Linked DNA regions of Homo sapiens: region 1 is linked to region 2. A link is an interaction called in ENCODE POLR2A ChIA-PET data of the cell type or tissue named here. Cell type or tissue: PC-9. All regions are shown on one strand. Links, peaks and the distances in the headings refer to the core of each region. The heading gives the core; the rest is flanking DNA.

The links. ChIA-PET counts read pairs that join two places held together with the same protein. Peaks named below come from ENCODE experiments on the same cell type or tissue, not always from the same donor. Only the 100,000 strongest peaks of a DNase experiment are listed, where the experiment ranks them.
Region 1: POLR2A ChIA-PET joins it to region 2 with 10 read pairs; 2 of 35 experiments call an interaction of 5 or more read pairs at or near these places.

The regions. Positions count from the first base shown.
Region 1 is chr7:142,905,123-142,913,589 of GRCh38, forward strand. It overlaps TRPV5 (transient receptor potential cation channel subfamily V member 5), which reads right to left. Exons shown (of 15, transcript NM_019841.7): 13 at 7,360-7,628; 14 at 4,368-4,474; 15 at 2,979-3,686. The coding sequence ends at 3,392. Among named protein-coding and RNA genes, the nearest start is that of TRPV6, 24 kb to the left of the region's middle. In PC-9, for the core only: CTCF peaks have their summits at 4,545 (motif pointing right) and 4,754; DNase peaks (open chromatin) are centred at 4,644, 5,149 and 8,089; H3K27ac peaks cover 850 bases.
Region 2 is chr7:142,991,914-143,000,380 of GRCh38, forward strand. No RefSeq gene overlaps it. Among named protein-coding and RNA genes, the nearest start is that of OR9A2, 31 kb to the right of the region's middle. In PC-9, for the core only: no CTCF peak of the experiment used is centred there; no DNase peak of the experiment used is centred there.

The DNA of each region.
Region 1 (8,467 bases), core at 395-8,394, 87 kb before region 2:
ATTACTGATCACATATACCAAGACATATTAAAATTATAAGAATATTATACAATTTTGGAACACATAACAATAGCACATTTATATAAATATATTTCAAAGAAAGTTACACACCATTTTATACTTGGCAATGCCTCCTGTATGATTTTAACATATCAAATAAGCCAAATATGCCTCTGTTGGACATTTAAAAGTCAGTTTGAGGTTAAAAGACTGCATTTAGAATTTAATCTTGGAAAGTTAGTCCAACATTAAAAGTTTAAAGCACTTGATATCGCAAAATGAGATTACAGGTCATTATAATCATTTAGCTAAAGTGATAACTCACCAATTTTAAAAAAAAGCAGAAATCTTTACTCCTTGATAAAGAAGACCTCAGTTTTCTAAAAAATAGGACCTAATAGAGACAGTGTGAAGCCAACTGAATCTGTCTCTCCTCTCCTTCTTCTTTAATTTTTTTGGCAGTTTATTCAAAGGGCAAATGAAAATCTTTTACTATCTCTTAATATTATACAAAAATCTTATTTAAAAGAGAAAACCAAATTTTATTTTTGTATTACTGTATTGTTAATTCTAAAGCTTTAATAGAATCTTATAAGCAAATCTACCAAATTTTAATTAGTTTGATTGTAAGGTAAGATTTCCATGAGGCTTTTATAAACTTTACAAATTTGTGTTAAAGAACACATCAATATTCCAAGAAAATCCTGCCTCACACAGGTGCTCAGATTCTGACCCTGCATCAATGTGCTATTTATATGAATGTTCAATTTGTATAATATCTAAATAATCCCCTTAAAATTTTAGCCAAACTTGATCACACACAAAATTCCTTTTACAAGATCAATCTTCCACAAACCTTCTACGACTTGCTTAAACCTTCAGTTTTGTCGTTTCTGTTAACTTGAAACAGTCCTTAAAATCCTCTAAACTAGAAAAAAACACTTTCTCTTAAAAAAGAACCACACTCCCATGACTTATTTTAACATTTGTTCTCCAAAAAAAAACACAGCCTACCTGTTTAATACACATTGTATGTACCTAGTAGTTTTAATTACATTCATTAATTTATAATGTTAACTCTTAGTAATTCTTATTTTAGTGAAAAACCTAGGCAGTAAGCAATTTTAATTACATACCAGGTGCACAAGCCAGGACAAAGGACAATACCTGGGGGCAGGCCAAGGGCTCAAATCAAAAGACATATAAGTTTATAGACAAGTTAAGCAAGTATTAAAAAGATTACAGGGCTAGTGCAGTGGCTCATGCTGTAATCCCAGCACTGTGGGAGGTCGAGGCAGGTGGATTGCTTGAGACCAGGAGTTCAAGACTAGCCATGGGCAACATGGCAAAACCCCATCTCTAAAAAAAATACAAAAATTAGCTGGGTGTGGTGGTGCACACCTGTAGTGCCACCTACTTGGGAGGCTGATGGGGGAAGATTACTTGAGCCCAGGAGGTCGAAGCTGCAGTAAGCAGTGATCACACCACTGTACTTCAGCATGGGCAACAGAGCAAGACCCTGTCTCAAGAAAAAAAAAAAAGGACTACAGAAGCAGAATTTTAAAGTGCTTCTACTATGAAGAGAATAAAGAAGAATGATGGTGACTGAGCAGTTTTACATACCCTGCCACCACTGTGTCCCAGTGTGTGCGGGCGTGTGTATACACATTGTGCAATCCCTCACTGCTGGGCACTCAGCCCTGGGCTGGTGTATCTGAATTAACTGTCTGTGGTTTCACAAATACCACTTACTTCTTTGTTATCCCAGACCACAGTCCTTTGAAAAGCTGACATGGCTTTTTGCTAAGGGTGATGATGGGGCTGGGATTAGAAGTATAGTGCTGGAGACACAAGAGAGGCTGACCATGAGCACCTATAATGGGTGCCCTGGACACATGATTCCTAATTTCCCTCCTGGAGAGGGATGACCCTTCCTCTATTGTTGCTGTTCCTTTCACAACTCAGTGTGGGGCAAAGGGAGATGGGAATGGAGGATGGCTATGTCAGGAGAACAAGCAGGAGCCTGTTGCCTCCAGGCACAAGGATGATTAGCTGCTAGGGACAGAGCAGGAGGGTCCTGGAAAAGAAATGATTAGGCCATTCAAATATAGGCCTAATTTACCATACATTCTTAAAAACACACCAGGATGCAAACACTTCAGACTGTGAGCCTCAAAAAGCAAAGATAAGGCAATTCAACAACAACAAAAACCTAATTCGAAAATGGACAAATAAACTGAAAAGACATTTCTCCAAAGAAGGTATATAAACATCCAATAAATAGGTGTATAAAAACGTGCTCAGTATCATTAGTCATTAGGGAAAGGCAAATCAAAACTACAATGTGAAGCCACTTCACACCCATTAGAAGGGAATGTAAAATGGTGAAAGCTATTGTGAAAACCAGTATGGCAGTTCCTCATAAAACTAAACATAAGAATTGTCTAGCAATTCCATTTTTAGGTGTATGCCCAAAGTATCTGAAAATAGAAACTAGAACAGATATTTGTATACCATATTGATAGCAGCATTATTCACAACGGCCAAAAGGTAGAAAAAACTCAAATGTCCATTGGTAGATGAATAAATAAACAAACTGTGTCAAATTTTGGACTAAGATTGCAGAATCCCACTTACATAAGATACCTAGAATAGTTAAATTCATAGACAGAAAGCAGAATATTGGTTATCAGGGACCAGGGCAGAGAGATAGCTGGAGAGTTATTGTTCAATGGGGATTAGAGTTTCAGTTCCGAATGATGAAAAAGTTCCATAAATGAATAATGGTGATGGTTACACAACAATGTGAATGTACTTAATGCCACTGAATGGCACATCTGAAAATGGATAATATGGTAAATTTTATGTGACATGTATTGTGCCACAGTAAAAAATTAAAGAAGGCAAGAATAAGGAGACTTTTTTATTGCAGTTGGTGTTTGCTTGCTAAGTGGAGAGAGAGACCTACAGGAGGCTGGGAAAAAAAGAAGGGCCACAACCTCTATGCCATGCCTGGCTCTTCCCACGTAAGCCCTGGGGAGCCAGAAAAGCCTCACAGCTTACTACTTTCTAGGGGCTGCGTGGGGCAGAAGAGAAATGGTCCTGACATTAATCTAGCATCCCTGCCTCATGTCTTTAGTTGCCAACCTCCTTTTTCCTGAGATGGGTGACTTGCAAGAGCCCAGAAAATACGTGAGACAATCGATGACCATTGCCCATTGCCAGAAATTCTGATGTGAAGTGTGAGGCATGACCCTTTAGGGATTGTTCTGTCTCACCCTCCCATGATTAACAGGCACAGAAGTTAGACACTTGCATAGGCAGAGGTCTCCGTCTCTGTCCCCGCCCCCAGGCCAACCGGGAGTAAGGTCAAGAGTGATAGCGATGTTAATCAAAAATGGTAGACCTCCTCTCCATCCCCCTCACTAAGGTTCAGTCCAAGATTCAAGTGCCCCAGGGTGTTTTGACGAAGGATCTCCCAGCCTCGGTGACTGCTGCTCTGGGACGCGGTCCGGGACAGGGAGGAAGTTGGAAGAGCCAAAGAGGCTCTGGCTAGAGTCCCACTCTCAGCCCCAGAGGGCTGTTTCTCAGATGGATGCTCCTGGTCATCCTCCTTGTCTGAGTTCTTGAACACTTCCACATAGCGAAGCACTCGCAGAGGATTCTGATCATTGTGGTTCTCAACCCTGATAAGGGGAAAGGGGAAAGGACTCAATCCAGGTGGGGAGACATGGGCAGGGGAGAAGTAGAGGTGACCATTTAGAAAGCAGGGTCAAGAGGGAAGCAGAAATAAGGCAGCAGAGTTGAAACAGGAAGAGTATCTGGGATCAAGTGAAGGGAGGTGATGGAGGGCAGGCTAACCTGGGATAGAGATAATGGAGGCTGAGCAATCAGGGCTTGCAGGGTGGTAGGACGCACACAGGTGTGTGTGTGTTTGTGTGTTACTAATACGTAGGAATGTGAAAGAGAAAACAGAGCCAACTAATAGATAAGCGTGTCACAAGGATGACGAGATGCAATTCAGGAAGTAAATTTGAGGAGAGAGGAGAGTCACGCCGGGAGATGAGGGCAGAATATGAAGGAGGAAGTTAGATCCAAGCCAAAAGTACACTGGAGATGAAGGTCAGCTCAGAACAAGGTTACAGCAAGTCTGGTAACCCATGCTGACGTCTGAGCATGGACACATGCACACAACCTTTTACACGTGGCTGCCCTGAGGTACACACAGCATTCTTCGTACCCCTCCACTTCAGCTCCAGCCCCCTCCCCTAGACAGGCTAATGTAGGCTCCAGGACGCCTGTCGGTCACCCTTGCTTCCGTGGCCTTATACACATCTGCAGTTTTGCATGTGCACACCATCACTCACCGCAGGAACCAGCGGTCCCCCAGCCCGAATTCGCACCCACAGATCCCGGAGCGAGGCCACAGGCAGCGAGGCAGCTTCCGCTCCAGCATCACTGTGGTGGCCACGACCTGGAAGGAGGCAGGAGATACAGGAAGAACTCTGAAAGAGCCATGAGGTTCAAAGAGGCACTGAGGCCACTGATAAAGGGAACCAAAGGCAATCTGTGAGATAGGACACTAGAGGTCAGTGGTGAGAACAGCCACCTATTCACCCCACAGCCTGTGCCAGGCACCATGCAACCAGCTTCACTCATCAAGAAATGAGAGAGGATTTTTTGTGAGTGTTTTGAATAAAATAGTTGCCCTTACATTACTATTCACTCATGGAGAATGAGTCACTCCAAACTAATCTCAACTTCTTTTTCATATAAAAGCCACAGACCAATTATCTCGATTTAAATAAAATGATTAAAGAGAATCTCTACGATCTTGGGGATGAATTGATACTGTTACTGTTCAGGGAATTTTCAGCAAATTAAATATCCACATCTTAGGAAGGAAAAGGGTTGATTAATGACTGCAAGTTGGCAGGGAAATTTCTGGTAGCAAGTCCACCACACGTTCTGTCCTTTGCTCAGCCCTCATTAATTACTTAGATGAAACATGGGAAACAAGCTTATCAAATATGCCTGTGACACAAAACTGGGAGGGATATGTAATATGTGGGGCAACAGAAGCAATATAAAATTATCTCGCTAGATTGGAATGCTGGTGTAAAATCATTAACAAGAAATTTAAGTAAACCAAATCTAAGGTCCTATATTTACATTTAGGAAGCTTAGATAAGTGAGTCATAGAACAAAGGTGTGGGAGTGCTAGCTGATCACAAGCTTAATAAGGGCCATTTGTATATTTGCTAAAAGACCTGACTCAGCTTTAGGTACCCTTAGCATTATGTCCAAGTAAGGAAAGGCATAGTCCCGCTTTGTACCGCATTGCCCTAATCATACTGGGGACTATTCTAGTTTCAAAGAAACCATGATCTATTAGAGCATGGACAAAAGGGTGCAATCAGAATAGATCAGAACCAGGAAGGCTTCCTAATTGAAGGAGTGCAATCTTCAAAATAGCAAATTCTTCACCTCATGTTTTTCTACTCCCTATCTTCCTCATTACTCCACACTTCTTTCAGTTTCTTAATTGCACCAAGTTCCCTCCTAGCTCAGGACTTCCAGTCATTCTGTGCTCTTACCCTGGATAGCTGTTCTTCTTTGCCTTGAAAGAAATGTTTATTGTTCCTCCTGAGCCATCATGCAGCCCCGTCCTTCCTCGGGTAACAGCACCCATTTTTCATTTAGGGAATTGCTCCCTCATCACTTTTAGTGCATTGGTTTGAGTGGACTGGGCTTCACACAGTTGTGCTTAATTAATCTATTTTCCCCCAAACCTCCCCTCCACCACCATCACCAACACCTCCACTATCTAGTCCTTGGTCTTTCCTTAGATTCAACGATGTGCCTATGACCCGAATGTGTTCCCATGAGATGGAACATGGAAGGAATTGGCAGGGGGAAAGATGTTCTTTTAAAGCCTGCAGTTTTGCCTGGCACCAGGAGCCTCACAGAATACAACGTGAGTGGGGCCCTCGGAGCTGCGTGTTGCATTGCACATCCTCATTCTTTTTGGAGTTTGGAGCTTCTAGAAATGATCTCACAAACACGATGGGAGAGCTTGCCTTAGAAGAGAGGTCAAAAGAGAGCCGAACAGAGGAATGGATGTAATGTATAAGATGTGGATCTGCATTCTGGCCAGATACCTCTAAAGTTAGTTTAATTCTCTAAACTTCCCATTTATGAGGACTAACACATCCTCTTCCCCCTGTTTAAAAATCTGCAAGTCTGTTTGAGTTTGGTTTTCTGTCCCTGTAGCCAAGAGTCCTAATTGCTACTAACCTTGACCTTCATCCTTTTCCCTCCTTCCTTTTAACTACCTAGTTCTTGCTCACCTTTGGGTTCTCATCTTAAATGTTGCTCCCTCAGGAAAGCATGTCTTCACTTCCCAGTCCGATTCCTCTGTTGTATCCTCCTCTTAGCACCTTACATTCTCTATAGCACTTTTGCTGCTGTAATTTTACAGCTTTTTGTGAAGTCATTCACTTCATGCCCGTCTTTCCAACTAAACCGTCAGCTCCATGAGGGCACATATGGTGTCTGTTGTGTTTATGCTCATGTCCCTAGCTCCTAGGCATTTGTCAACACATAGCAGGGTCTAAATGATCATCATTAAATGAATGAAAAGTCTAAGGGAAAAATGATGGCTATATTCAAATATTTGAATGGTGCTTATATGGAAGAATGTGTTCTGTGATATATGAGAGGGAAAGACTGGCGCCAAAGAATGAAATTTTAAGAAGATAGGTTTTAGCTCAATGCGACATAAATGTCTAATAACAAAATCTTTAAAAATATGGGAAAACTCCCTTCCTCCCAACCTCTACCTGAATTTGCAAGATAATAAGGTACTAATCAGCATTAGAGAAGATATTGAATGACATTCTGACCAATAAATGATTATTATGTTAAGTAGGAGGTCAACTTGAGGGCCATTGAGGGTCACTTCTAATTCTAATATTTATCAGTCTATGGTGATATAAAGAAAAGATCATAGAGAAACAGGGATTTACAGAAGCAAATAGAAGATAAGATCCAAATTGAAAACTGGAATATACCAGAACAAGGTCACTTCTAGTTCCCACTGGACTCAAGGATCAATCCTAGGTCTACTTTTCCCCTGTGAGCAACAACCCCACCTCTTGCCACTATCGTCCATTTAATCCTCCTTCTGTCCCTTCCATTTATCCACATGTACCTCAGGTTTACACAAACCTCTTCTGAGGTGACAGCCTCACTGGGTTTTTCTGTGACTCTTTTAAGAATGATCCACCATAACATTTTCCACTTTGATTTTTCTCTCCAACCCCTGCTTCTTAGCAAGACTAACACAAATAAACTCACCTGGGCCCTCCAGAGCTCATCCCTCTCCTGGGCCACCCTCCAGTGGGTGTCGCCCATCATGGCGATGAACAAGTTGAGCATGAGCAGTGTGGCAATGATGGTGAAGGCGAAGTTGACAATGCTGAACATGAAGGGCAAGTCCACGTCGTAGTTGGCAGGTGCATCAATAACAGTGAGAAAAAGCTCAAAGGTGGTGAACAGTGCCATGGGGTAGTCATAGAATTGCCCCAGACTGGTTGGGTCCTCTGTCTGGAAAATGATATAGAACGCTGCTCCGCCCAGGAAGAGGACATGGAGATGGGATAATGGAGTTATCACAATAAGCATGGACATGGTTAGCACTTATTCTATCTCTGATCTATCTATCTATCTATCTATCTATCTATCTATCTATCTATCTAAATACACTTGCACACATGCACAGATAATTACATACTAATAAATGTAGTTTCCTGTGGAACTGTCTAACCCTAAGATGTCCTATGATTAAGTTCACCACTCTGGGTAATGGTCATGGTAATAGTCATTTAACAACAACAAAATTGTGTGTGCAGCGTGTGTGTTTGTATGGATAATGGATAATAGGTCACCTAACTGGTTTTTGCATTTTAGAAAACCAAATACTTAAAAGGCAAGTTATTACAAGAATGTATGGAATCCTCAACAATTTTTAAAGAACAGAACACATGAACAGGCTAAAAGAAGAGCCCCTTTTTTAATCTTGATGGCCTCTAGATAACCCTCCATCACTCTGACCTTCCCTGAGTGAACCTGAACCAACATAGGAAACGGATTCCTGCTTAGGGTGGAGCCTACTGGATAGCAGTGAGCGTAAGGGAACTTCAGGACAGCGCTGGACTGCTTGAAAGCCTCCTCACTGCATAGGGAGCTGAAGCACATTCTGAGAGCAGAAACAGGGTCTATGACAAAGCATTGCCTCCTTATTTATTTAAGAGAAAAGCAAGTGCAATGGCCAAGAAGTGAACATTTAGAGAGTTCTGGATAGAGGACATCTACAGAAAGCCACTCTGGGACCATCACCTCATTTTGTAATCTGTGTTATGTATAGATGTAGATGGCCAGGGAGTGGGAGGAAAGGGTACATAAG
Region 2 (8,467 bases), core at 201-8,200:
ATGTGTTGATTTCTACTTTTTTTTTTTTTGAGACAGAATCTCACTCTGTCACCCAGGCTGGAGTGCAGTGGCGCTATCTTGGCTCGCTGCAACCTCCGCCTCCCGGGTTCAAACAATTCTTTAGTAGAGATGGGGTTTCACCATGTTGGCCAGGCTGGTCTCGAACTCCTAGTCTTAACTGATCTGCCCACCTTGGCCTCCCACAAGGCTGGGATTACAGGCCTAAGCCACTATGCCACGCTATGATTTCTACCATTTTGAATATTATGTATACTTTCCCTGTAATTTAGAAATGTCATAGCTCATCTCCAATTTTTAAAATTGTATAAATTGACTTTGTTTTTCAATTTAGAATGATAGTTTTCTGAGAGATGGGTTTTATTTTTGTTTTTGTTTTCCAAAATAGTAATTATGGTTGAAATCCACTCAACGAAATTGTTTTGTCCCCTTCCTATACTTCTTATCCTGTTTTGCTTTAACAATTATGCCTTTTTATACATAGACAATATTTACATGTTCTTCTAAAATGAGTTGAAGATAGCTTTATTTAATTCAATTCCACAAAGTTAACTAATACAAAGATTTTTTACTTCCAGTTCCAAAATGGCAATATAGAAGCAAGATGGTTTCACTTTCCCCTGCAAAAAACTGAAAACAGTTATACAGTGCCAAGATTTTCACCAGCAACAACCCAGAAGTCAAATACGAGAATGAAATAGTTTCCAAGGCCACAGAGAAGTGAAAAAAACTAAGCAGATGGTAAGAGAATCGGACTTACACATCTGCAAAGCTCCTCCCCCACCATTCTGCCCAGCAACAAGTACATGGAAAATCGTCCCCCAACACAATCTACACTTGAAAAAGTATGATTGAGGGAGTTAACCAGCTTCCCCATCATCTTGGGTGCTCTGGCAGGAGACCTTTTCTTGCCTTAACCCAGAGAAAGCATAAAGACTGCCTAAAGGGAGAAATATCCCTAGGGAGAGGCAGAGACAAAGTGTGTAGGCATGACTAACATCCACAGCTGCGGAAATTGATCTATTAGCTAAAGAAGACGCCAAATCAGAGTGGTTGTTCAGCAGCACCATGCTTTAGAAGGTACATTCCACAGGTCCCCTGGGCACAAAGCCCTAGCCAGCCTTGATACCACCTAGATAATCCCTTTGGGATCTCCCCCATTCAGGATAGGCAGTGCTCTGATCATTTACTACAGCTGAGGTGAACCTGGCACCATCTTGAGCTGAAAAAAGGGCAGCAACCTAGCAGTAAAGATTCACTAAGCATATATGTCCAATAAAAACCAAAACAAGCTGGACAGAGAAGATTGAAATGAACAATCCTTTAATGCAAACATATAGACATATACCCACAAGAAACAACTGCAAACAGAGAACCATGACCTCCCTAAAAGAACAAAACAAAAATCCAGTGACTGACCCTAATGAGATGGCAATACGTGAGCTCTCTGACCAAGAATTCAAAGTTGCAGTTTTGGGTAGTGAAATAACCTGCATTTTACTCATGTGACAAACCTGCACATGTACCCCCTGAACCTAAAATAAAAGTTGGAAGGAAAATAAATAAATAATAAAACTTAAATCTCACTTTAAAAAGATGTTTTGATCAAAATAATTTTCAATTGTTTAACATAAAGACTAAAATAATCACCTGTAATGACGAGCTAGTGACATTATTCAGTACAAAGATGTTGTTATTAATGAGGAGGAATGTTATAATAGCACGTATCTGAGTTGGCATAGCTATTCATTGCAAAGGTAAAGGAGCATGTGGAAGTATTCTTGGAACCAACCCCAATGCCCATCAATGATAGACTGGATAAAGAAAATGTGGCACATATACACCATGGAATACTATGCAGCCATAAAAAAGAATGAGTTCATGTTCTTTGTAGGGACATGGATGAAGCTGGAAGCCATCATTCTTGGCAAACTAACACAGGAACAGAAAACCAAACATCACATGTTCTCACTCATAAGTGGGAGTTGAATAATGAGAACACATGGACACAGGGAGGGGAACATCATACACTGGAGCCTGTCAGAGGGTGGGGGGCAAGGGGAGGGAGAGCATTAGGACAAATACCTAATGCATGTGTGGCTTAAAAACTAGATGATGGTTTGATAGGTGCAGCAAACCACCATGGCACATATTGTATACCTATGTAACAAACCTGCACGTTCTGGACATGTATCCCAGAACTTGAAGTAAAATTTAAAAAAGAAGTACTCTAGGAGGTCAACTAAGAGAATGTAAATAAAAATTTAAAATTAGACAGCAACCTAGCAGTAAAGATTCAGTAAGCAAATGTATCCATTAAAAACCAAAATAAGCCAAACAGAGAAGATTGGAATAAATAATCCTCCCATGCAAAGATGTGGACATATTTCCACAAGAAACAACTGCAGAGAATCATGACCTCCCCGAAAGGACAAAGCAAAAATCCAGTGACTAACCCTAAGGAGTTCAGTTTAACAGAATCAAGAACAAAAAAAATATAATTATTTCAATAGATGCTGAAAAAGTATTTCATAAAATTCAACATCCCTTCATGATAAAATTTCTCATAAAAATACATATAGAAGGAACATATTTCAAAGCAATAAAGGCCATATATGACAAACTCACAGCTAACATCATACTGAACAGAGAAAAAATTGAAGGCCTCTCCTCTAAGGACTGGAACAAGATAAGGATGCATACTCTCACCACTGTTATTCAATAGAATACTGGAAGTCATGGCCAGAGCAATTAGGCAAGATAAAGAAATAAAGGGCATCCAAATTGGAAAGAAAGAAGTCATATTAGCCTTATTTGCAAATGACATGTCCTTATACCTAGAAAAACCTGAAGACTGTATCCCTCAAAAATAACTGTTAGAACTGATAAATGGGTTCAATAAAGTTGCAGGACACAAAAATCAACATACAAAATTTAGTGGCATTTATATGCACCAGCGTCAAACAATCTGAAAAAAATAATCAAGAAGACGATCCCACTTACAATAGCTACAAAAAATATAAAATACATAAGAATCAATCTAACTAAAGACATGAAAGATCTATACAAGGAAAACTGCAAAACTCTGATGGAAGAAAGTGAAGAGGACATGGAAAATGGAAAGATATTTCATGCTCATGAATTGGAAAAATTAATAATGTTAAAATGACAATATACCAAAAGCATCTTACAGATTCAATGCAATCTCTATCAAAATGTCAGTGACATTCTTCACAAAAAACAGAAAAAAAAATCCTAAATGTATACATAACCACAAAATATCCCAAATAGCCAGCTCAATCCTGAGCAAAAAGAACAAAGCTGGGGGCATTACACCACCTGACTTCAATATTTACTATGAAGCTATAGTAACTGAAACAGCATGGTACTGGCATCAAAGCAGACATATAGACAATGGAACATACTAGAGAACTGAGATATAAACCCATGCATTTATAGCCAACTCATCTTTGACAAAGACACCAAGAACATACACTGAGGAAAGGATAATCTTTTCAATACATGGTGCTGGGATATGCAGAAGAATGAAATTAGACCATTATCCCTCATCACATACACAAATCAAATCAAAATTGATTAAAGACTGAAATCTAAGACCTGAAACTATGAAACTGCTGGAAGAAAACTTTGAGGAAATGTTCTAGCACATTGATCTGGTGAAAGATTTCTTTGTCTAAGATCTCAAAATCACAGACAACCAAAGCAAAAATATGATGAGATTACAGCAAGCTAAAAACCTTCTGCACAGCAAAGGAAACAGTCAACAAAACGAGAAGACAACTCGCAGAATGGGATAAAATATTTGCAAAGTATCTACCTGACAAGTGATTAATAACAGCCAGAATACATAAGGTGCTCGAAGAACTCAATAGCAAAGTAAACAAACAAAAATAATTCAGTTTTAAAATGGGCAAAAGATCTGAACAGACATTTCTCAAAAGAAGACATACAAATGATCAACAGGTATTTGAAAACAATGTTCAACATCACTAATCATCTGAGAAATGCAAATCAAAACCAAAATAAGATATCATCTCATCCCAGCTAAAATGACTTGTATCAAAAAGACAGGCAATAACAGATGCTGGTGAGGATGTCTAGACAGGCGAGCCCTCATCCACTGCTGGTGGGAATGTAAATTATTGCGGCCCCTAAAAAGAATAGCATGGAGGTTCCTCACAAAACTAAAGATAGAACTGCCATGTCATCCAGCAATTTTACTACTAGGTACACATCCAAAACAAAGGAAAGCAATATATTAAACAGAGTGCAGAGTCTCTGCACTCTCATGTTTAATGCAGCACTATTCAAAATAGCCAAAATTTGGAATCAACCTAAGTGTCCATCAACAGATGAATGGATTAAAAAATGTGTTATATGTACACAATGAAATATTATTCAGCCATAAAAAAGAGTAAAATCCTGTCGTTTGCAGCAACATGGGTGGAACTAGATACCATTATGTTCAGTGAAATGAGCCATGCACAGAGAGATACATATTGCATGATCTCACTTATATAAGCTAAAAAAGTAAATCTCATGAAGACAGAGAATAAAATGGTGGTTACCTAGATGCCAGGACGGGTAAGAAGGAGGGAGGGATAAAGGGGAAAATAATAATATAAATGTATTTATTATTATGGTACGTTTAAAACGGTAAAGATTGTAAATTTTATACATATATTGTACCTCAATTTTTTTAAAGTGTAAACAAAATTTCTATTTCTAAACTGGAAAAAAAATGTTGGATTTCTTTCTTTAATGTGAAGTTTTGTACTAGTGGGTTTACGTCTAAATGTTTGTCTCCATTCTCTTTTTTGATCTCATCTAGGGTTTTAAATCCAGCATTATACTAGTCATGACATCAATCCATTAGCTGTCAGGGTTCTCAATGATAGCTTTCAACATGATTTTCCCACTCAGTAAGTTTCTTAGAAAAATAACTTTAAATGTTATTCAGAGATAATAAATGTGGTCAGCAAATCTCTCTCTGGCCTTTGAATCTGTGAGTAATTTTTCTACTTTTTGTTTTGTTTCCAAATAAATGATCACCTAACCAGAAAAAATGGTCTTTGGGGGAGTAGGTTTTCTTCAATAACTTACAAATATTGTCCTCTTCAAGGATTTTATGATATAGGTTCTAAAAGTTGTAGTCATCCTAGGCTAGGCACGGTGGCTCATGCCTGTAATCCCAACACTTTGGGAGGCCGAGGTGGGTGGATCATTTGAGGTCAGGAGTTTGAAACCAGCCTGGTTAATATGGTGAAATCCCATCTCTACTAAAAAAAATACAAAAATTAGCTGGGCATGGTGGCAGGCAATGGTAGTCCCAACTACTCAGGAGAATGAGGTGGGAGACTCGCTTGAACCCGGTAGGCAGAGGTTGGAACGAGCCGAGATCGCGCCACTGCACTCCAGCCTGGGCAACAAGAGCAAAACTCTGTCTCAAAAAGAAAAAAAAAAAAAGAATAAAGGTTGTAGTCTGCAATATTTTGAATATTATCAGTTTATTTTTAGATTCACGTATCATCATTACATTGCATTGAAATAAAAGGTGGAAGCAAGTAACTGTGTTGGCTTGTTTACCAGTTTTTTTTTTTCTATTATTGGTCAGTATGTTTCTGGATGTGAACGTCTGATACCCAACCCGAACTAATTTAGTCAAGAAGATAATTTTTTTCCTATGTAACCACAAGAAAGGAAGAGGAGCAGTGGTATAGCTGGACTATTTTGCCCTCAACTCCTTATCATAGCTTCTTTCTAACACTGGCTCCATTATCTCTTCTGCAACCTGGCTTCCTCCACGTGGGTGCTCTAGGAATGCACCTTTGAGTCCCAATATCAACAAAGGAATGACACTCCTTCTCCTCCAAGTCCAGTTTGGCATATGCTGAGGGAGAGCTGTGATTGGTCTTGCTTGAGTCAGGTAGACACCAACACCACCTCTTATCACTGGGGTGAAGTGGTGTCTAAATGGTTGGCCCAGTTTGAGTTATGTGTGCACCTTCAGGCCTATCATCACTTGTGGTCAGGTGCATAGACTGGGAAGGAAAATCACATATTCTTAAGCCAAATGTTTGCAAAGGTGAAAGGAGCATTTCCCAAGGGAAAAAGTTGCTCCCTCAGAGAAAGGAGGAAGGCATTCTAGGCAGATAAAACAATTCCTATTCATTATAATAACTTTTAATCATTTGACACCACCTATTCAGAAATTCTCTTTATATCCAAGACAGATTATTATACACCATTCTCAAGTTTTGTCATTTTTAATGCTTTATTTTAATCCAATTATAGTTTGGGTTTGATTTCCTAGTCTATCCCATCAATTAACTTTTCAAGGTTAACAACAATAATCTTCTTTATAGACACTTTAAAAATAACTTTACAAAATCAAGAACTACAGCTATGCATAAAGTAATGTGAACATTTCTGGCCCGTTGTCCATTCACCCCATATCTTCAGCCAAGTGATATAACAGGTCAATGGGTATCTTTCTAACCCTTTTCCTAATCATATCCTAAGACACACAGACACACACACACACACACACAGAAATGTTTTTAAACAAAATATATGATACCTTGTATGGTATTCTATAGCTTTCTTTTTATTTATTTTAAAGTAGTCAATTTTATATATCAATATATATAGTATTCCCCACTTCTATTTAATGGTTACGTAGTAAGTATTCCATTTAATAAATACAACAGAATTTATTTAATCAGTTCCCTTTCCTTAGACACTTAAGCTGCTTCCAGTTGCATTCTTTTATTTTATTTATTTTTATTTTTTTGAGACAAAGTCTTACTTAGTTGTTCAAGCTGGAGTGCAGTGGTGTGATCACACTTCACTGAAACCTTGACCTCCCAGGGTCGATCCTCCCACCTCAGCCTCCTGAGTAGCTGGGACTACAGGTGCCCGCCACCAAGCCCAGCCAATTTTTAAAATTATTTGTAGAGATGAGGTCTTCCTATGTTGTCCAGGCTGGCTTTAAACTCCTGAGCATAAGCATTCCTTCCGCCTCGGCCTCCCAAACTGCTGGAATTATAGGCGTGAGCCACTGCACCCAGCCAAGTTGAATTATTTTAAAGCAAAAGATATATATGTTTCCAACAAGGGATATATGTGTTTCCAACAAGGGTGTATGTGTCCTTTTGTACATATCTCCGCACCCTCGCATCCTCGTGTAAGTACATTTAGAAAAACAATTCCTGGAAATGGATAGCTGGGTCAAAGAGTATGCCAGCAATAGTCCTAATCACTCTGTTAAATGGTTAATCATTATGTTACCACCTCTTTTATTCTAACCTGTCCTAGATTAATGACTGCTACAATTCCTCTCATTTATTTGCTAAAACATATTACCCATTCTTTAAATTTTGACTGTGATTGTTGGAGTCATTCCACTGTAGAAAAGTTAGAAGTTTCTCCTGAGCTCTTATAAAGTTGTTTTCTTGTACAAGAATAATTTTCCTGACTCCCTTTTTGCATATCTACTGCCAATTTTTGATACTGATGTTTTCATTTGTGTTCAATAGAAAAAGAAATCTCTGACCAATTACTCTGGCATTTGGTGATATCTTCAGTTAAGCATTTAAAAATATACTCCAAAACACCACCAACCTGAAATGTGTTATTCCATTTTCCAGAGACTCTAAGTTTTAGACTTAATCATCAAAAGTTTTTATATTTTATTTAAATGTTAGGCATGAAAATCAGTCTTAATAGATTCTATTGAGCATACCTGAATGTCTTCTTGGTTTCTCAAGACGATCATTAGGATGCCACTGTCATATATACATGATCTCAGAGAAGGTTTGCTCCTGCACTAAATGAACAAAAATGTCTTAAGTCCTTTGGTCAGCTTTGTACAGTTGGTTTTTAATTTCTCTCAACATGTCTCTTGATTGAGAGCTAACACACTGCTTGTTGTTTTCAGTAGACCTGTCTTTTCTTATCTCCTTTCTATGAGTAAATCATTTTATCAAGCTTATTTCCAATAAATAAACAAACAGATAAAAGGGACTCTAACAGACTTCCTGTGAGTAAAGTGGCTAAGCTTTATGTGGTTCATGGACTTTGTAACATTTATTTTGTCTGCTTGCTGGTTTATTTTGCTATTTTCTGATTCCTAGCTATGTTCTAGAAAGACTACATAGTTGAGTTTTGGATTAATAAGATATATATGTTAATTATAACACTTAGAGAATCAGGATCATATAGTACCCCAAATACAGATGTTTTTAAAAGTGCCAGAATATCAAAAGAAGATATAACTATATTCAAATATTAAAGCATCAAAGCATAATATACTTCCATGGTTCAAAATTTTAAAGGATACTTTGAAACACTTTTCTATCTGATCCTCCTCCCTCAAGGCAACCAATGTTATCACTTTCTTCTGTGTCTTTACAGAGGTAATTTTAAG